2 separate regions of the Homo sapiens genome follow, and region 2 is linked to region 1. A link is an interaction called in ENCODE POLR2A ChIA-PET data of the cell type or tissue named here. Cell type or tissue: B cell. All regions are shown on one strand. Each heading gives the region's core, and the rest is flanking DNA. Links, peaks and the distances in the headings are about the cores only. Region 1 overlaps ELMO1 (engulfment and cell motility 1). Region 2 has its middle 61 kb from the start of NME8.

The links. ChIA-PET counts read pairs that join two places held together with the same protein. Peaks named below come from ENCODE experiments on the same cell type or tissue, not always from the same donor. Only the 100,000 strongest peaks of a DNase experiment are listed, where the experiment ranks them.
Region 2: POLR2A ChIA-PET joins it to region 1 with 11 read pairs; 1 of 35 experiments calls an interaction of 5 or more read pairs at or near these places.

The regions. Positions count from the first base shown.
Region 1 is chr7:37,423,930-37,426,860 of GRCh38, forward strand. The region is part of intron 1 of ELMO1 (engulfment and cell motility 1); the gene reads right to left. Among named protein-coding and RNA genes, the nearest start is that of ELMO1, 23 kb to the right of the region's middle. In B cell, for the core only: no CTCF peak of the experiment used is centred there; DNase peaks (open chromatin) are centred at 1,352 and 1,742; H3K27ac peaks cover 325 bases.
Region 2 is chr7:37,785,722-37,788,652 of GRCh38, forward strand. No RefSeq gene overlaps it. Among named protein-coding and RNA genes, the nearest start is that of NME8, 61 kb to the right of the region's middle. In B cell, for the core only: no CTCF peak of the experiment used is centred there; DNase peaks (open chromatin) are centred at 1,180 and 1,680; H3K4me3 peaks cover 918 bases; H3K27ac peaks cover 2,014 bases.

The sequences.
Region 1 (2,931 bases), core at 219-2,718:
AATGATCTGCTCTGGAGGAAGTGTGTGTGAGTACTTGCTGGGGGCTACGCTGGGTGGTCATCCTTGGACCTCATGGGTAGGGGTCCCTCTAAAGCAGGGAGTCCCCTGTGGAATGCAGATCAAGGTCCAGTGGGGCACTTGCCCACTTCCCAGGACAACAAAGCAAACTAAGAGGCCAGGTGCATGCCACCAACAGATCATCATTTCCTCCAGAGCAAAATGGTCTTCATCAGCCATAAATTCTTTCAAGAAAAAGATAGGCAAAGTAGAAAAGCCATATGCTTTGATCTTCTTTACCTTTTCCTGCCAGCACTGACCACCTGGGCAGCTCCGAATCTCCAGTCCAGTGGACTAAAAACTTCTCATACTGTACGAACATTAGCCAGTTTTCCTATGCTAGAAACAAATAATGCAAAGAAAGCTATCATCCTTCCATGAGTCCTTCTCAGTACTCATGGGCAGGGATTCAGTATCCCACAGTAGGCTACATAGTTTAGAAAATTGCTAGATGGATGGATTGCCCCATACCTACAGGTATGAGCTGATAAGATTCTGAGTCCTATCCGTTTTATTCCTGAACAAACCATATATACTCCTCAAGAATTTGTCAATATTAGCAATTGGGCTAGGCCTTAGAGATTCTGGCACATTAGCAAAATGGCCAAAAGCCTGGGAATCAAAATATGGTTGTGATCTGAAAATTCCAACCAATGACACAATTTAGCAATGCCGAAAAACCTACAGAGATGATTTTCAAACATTACTCATTTCACAAATAATCTGTCCTGTAATGAGTGTTCAAGGTCAATGCTGTTCAGAACTGGGTTTCTTAGCAAGGGTGACCAAGAGACCTATTTCAATCTGGGGACCTCTTGGAACATTTTGTTTTAAACTTCCCAAAGAGTAACCCACACCAAAACTAATAATTATTATATATTTTTAATAATAATAATAATAATAAACCATTTTGTTATAGAATGGGAAAGATTCCAATCCATCAACAGCTTATTCAACGAATATTTATTGAGGCTGTGTTATCACTGCCTCATACTAGAAACTGGGAAAACAAAGATGAAAGATGAAAAAGGCAAGCCCTCTGCCTTAAGAAGACCCAGGAAATGCTAGGGTTTCCAGTCTTCATAGATTTATGGTTTTCTTAGTCAATTCAGGATGCTCTAACAAAGTACCATAGACTAGGTGGCTTATTAACAACAGAAATTTACTTCTCATAGTTCTAGAGGCTGAAAATGTGAGATCAGGGTGCCAGCAGGGTTGGGTTCTGGTGAGGGTGCTCTTCTGGGCTGTGGACTGACAACTTCCCGTTATGTCTCACGTGGCAGAAAGAGCAGCAGAGAGCTCTCTTGGGTCCTTTTTATAAGGGCACTAATGCCAGAGGGCTCCACCCTCAGGACCTAAGGCCCTCCCAAAGACCCCACTTTCTAATACCATCATATTAGGTATGAGGATTTCAACATAAGAATTTGGAGGCGTGGGGGTGTGGGCACAAACATTCAGTGCATCATGATAGTTATCGAGAATTATTTACATGTGTCTCCTTATATCTGTGTCTTGTCCACTGGTTCAATGCTGTACCACTAATTCCCAGCATGCTTGGCACATGGGAGGCACTGGATGTCTATCCGTTGAATGAATAAATTAATTAATGACATAAGCTCTGCCAACAGCTAGTTTTGGCTTTGGCCAAGTAATCACAAACGTCAGATTTCCCATGTGTAAAATGAGTTTAAAACGTTAGGTTCCCCAAATAAGTGCTCCACAGAGTATTGGTTCTGCAAAATGTCATGGGTTTTATTGGAGAAAAAGGGAACCTGTGGCCGAGTTTGAAAACCATCAATATTACAAAAGAAAGCTGATTTCTACTTGAGTCTTCTCCAACTGTAATACGCTGATATACTGAGAACTTCTCAGGGGATGTCCTAGGCAGAGTCCCCCACTCCAATGAGGCTATAAAAATCATCATTTGCAAGTCTCCAGAACAAGACTCTGGACCCTCATGCCTAGCAGTTTAACACCAACAAAAGGATCCATTCTTCAACATCTTCTTTGATGTGAACTATTCTCAGGGAGCTAAGATGGACAGAGGTGTGCTCCTTCCTTCACCTCAGCTCTTTCTGGCTCTATGGCCCTGGGCAAGTTACCCAGCCTCTCTAAACTTAGAGTTCTCTCTCTCTCTCTCCCTCTTTTTTTCTTTCTTTTTTTTTTTTTTTTTTTTTTTTTTACTGAGATGGAGTCTCATTCTGTCACCCAGGCTGGAGTACAGTGGCACAATCTTGGGTCACTGCAACCTCTGCTTCCTGGGCTCAAGCGATTCTCCTGCCTCAGCCTCCAAAGTAGCTGGGATTATAGATGCCCGCCACCAAGCCCAGCTAATTTTTGTATTTTTAGTAGGAGACAGGGTTTCACCACGTTGGCCAGGCTGGTCTCGAACTCCTGACCTCAGGCGATCCGCCCTACTTGGCCTCTCAAAGTGCTGGGTTACAGGTGTGAGCCACCACACCCATCTTGTATTTGCTATAAAATAAAATACTAGTAGTAATTAATTCAAAAAAGGCCTGAAGTGAGAACTAAATGAGATAACATATATAAATCACTTGGTACCACTCACAAGAGACGCTCTGTAAAGGTCAGCTCTCCTTGTTATTATTCACAAACATACCAGCATCTCGTTTGGATTCCAGTCTCAAGGTCACCAACAGGTAAACTCTGGCAAGTCAGTCCTTGTCTCGCCTCAGAAGTGTCACAGACAAAATCCAGGTTTTTGGCTTACATCAGTGTTTCCCAAACTCTAGTTCTTCAAAGACCATTTCCCAGCCCTATTTTACTCAGTATTTCTCTTACAATTATTGCATGTTAGTCTCATCCTAAACAAGGAAATCTAGGAAATCACAGGTTGGATATCCTTGTTATTCT
Region 2 (2,931 bases), core at 157-2,656, 360 kb after region 1:
TTAAAGGTTAAGTTCCAACTCAAAAATAAGATTCCAGATAGCAAAAAGAAGGTGGAAAATGAAGCCATAGATAGTTAATGTGTCTGCCAGAGACTATCTCAAATTCCTTGCCATGTGTACATCATGGGGCAGTGGAAATAAAGACTTGGAACACAAACCCTGGTTTTCATCTTTATCTTCTCCCTAAGTAGCCCTGTGGCCTTGTGGTAAATTCCTAAACTCCGAATTGGGGTGGCTTCATCTCTTAAATAAGAGAATTATATTATTCTGGAGTAAATTATTTCTGAGCTCTCGTATTAAGGAATTGTTAGTTTTCTTTAAAATCTTGGCACTACCCAAGAAAAAAGTGCTGAATTCTGAGTATAGTAAGAAAATATATGAAACACCTGCATTCTTCTAGCTGTGTTGCAAATGCAATATGTACAGATTTTAGTACTTTGAAATCGTAATATCATCAATGTGAACAATTAAAGTTTGTGTTGGTCATAGTTCCAAATTGTAGCTGATTTTTATTTTTATACTCCACTCTTGGTCACATCTAACTTATTTCTTAGTTTGTCCTTTGTTAGACAAGCAATCCCTAAATATAGCACGGTTTCTATGGGAACATACATTCTCCTGAAGATTCCAGGAACACGTTTTATCTGAAAAATAAGGAACTGTCAGATAATACGTCCAAATTCAGGACTATAACCCAGGTTTTATATTTTTGAATTAATTTCATTTAAGTAGAGTTGTTTAAAATTAGTTGAAAAATTGGTTTCATGTGAAATTTTCCAGCTGAGTTGAATTGGTACATATTTGATTTTGATAATAAGAATTAAAATCTTATCTTTTATTGAGAGCTTTTTTTGAAATAATTAAGCATATGGCTCCATAACATTTGGATTCTGTTGTTTTACATCTCTGTGGCCACAAGCACTGTTGGATGATTGTGGAGCAGATGGCACAGGTGGGGACAATACTTACTCTTTTCCAAAGCAAATGAGAACTTTATCAGTTGTTACCTAAACGTAGGCCATAACGCACTTGCATTATGCATTTTTGTCCTTTTGAATTCCTGTAGCTGAGCAATAATATGATTTGGTGCTGAGTTTTCCTGTAACTGCTAGTTCCTTCCATCTTTAGGGTGTAGTCACCCAATACTTCCTCAAAAGTATGCCTTGATGTCTTAGCACAGCTACAGATGACTGTGAAGTTAGGGCAGAAAGTGAGAAGGTTGACATATGAAAATTAAAAACTTTTGAGGAAAACAACCCTCATTGTTGAAGTTACATCACCAGAGGATTGGACTTCAAAGAAAACCATATGTCCAAATGGCAGTTGATGAGAGAAGGGACCTTTGAAAATGGAAAATTATAGTTATAAATATTGGACGCTTACTGCTGAGAATACAAAAGTCTCACAGGAAGTCATGCCACAGGTCGTTTTCATTCTGAATGTGAAACATTTGGGGCAATACATAAAAGTACAATGAGAAACAGCATTGAAAAATACCTTTTAAGTGTTTCATTTTAATAAGAAATATTTCTGAAAATAAGACATTGAGAGTGAAAATGAAGCATTTACTTATGAGAATATTCTCGAATGTGTTTCACCACTAACTGTAGAGATAAACATTCCTTTGTGGCTGGGATGGCTCATCTGGGCTCTTCATTTTCACTGTTCCTCCTTGTGAGCCTTCAGTCTAAAGCTATTCTCTCGCTTCCTCATTTTTCACATGGTTTTAAAGACTGTTGAGGTTAGCGAAGTCTTGGTTCCAGTAAACTGCTCTCATTGCCTGCCCTGATCATGATTAGCAAATGACTATGGTAAATTATATCCTTATAAAAGATAATATTAGGAGTAATATTCCCCTGAAATACTATGAAAAATATCACACGGTGTACATCCACTGTGATATTAGGAGTAAATTCCCCCTAGGATATTATGAATAATATCACAGGGTATAATATCACACCCACTGTGATATTAGGAGCAATATCCCCATAAGATATTCCAAATAATGTCACAGGATGTACACAACAGGTGTACATCCACTATGATATTAGGAGTAATATCCCCATAAGATATTACAAATAATGTCACATGGTGTACAAACCGAGTGTACACCCACTGGAATATTAGGAGTAATATTCCCCTAATATATTACGAATAATGACACAGGGTGTACAACATTGGTGATATTAGGAGTAATATCTCACTAAGATATTACAAATAATATCACAAGGTGTACACCCACTGTGATATTAGGAGTAATAAGCAACTAATACATTACAAATAATATCACAGGGCATACACACAAGTTGTACACAAACTGTATTATTAGGAATAATATCCCCCTAAGATATTATGAATAATAACACAGGGTGTACACCCACTTTAATATTAGGAGTAACATCCTTCTAAGATATTATGAATGATTTCACAGAGTGTGCACCCACTGTGATATTAGGAGTAATATCTCCCTAAGATATTATGAATAATATTACAGGGTGTACACACCGTGAGGTATTCGTAGTAATGTCCCCCTAAGATATTACGAATAATATGACAGGGTGTACATCCACTGTGATATTAGGAAGAACATTCCCCAAAGATATTAAGAATAATATAACAGGGTGTACCTCCACTGTGATATTATAAAAAATATCTTCCTAAGATATTATGAATAATATCACCAGATATACACGCTGGTGTACATTTACTGTGATATTAGGAGTAATAGCCTTCTAAGATATTATGAATAATACCAACGGGTGTACACACCAGGTGTACACCCACTGTGATATTAGGAGTAATGTCCCTTAAGATATTAGGAATAATATCAAAAGGTATACACACACTGTGATATTAGGAGGAATATCCCCCTAAGATATTACAAATAATATCACCTGGTGTAAACCCACTGTAATATTAGGAGGAATACCC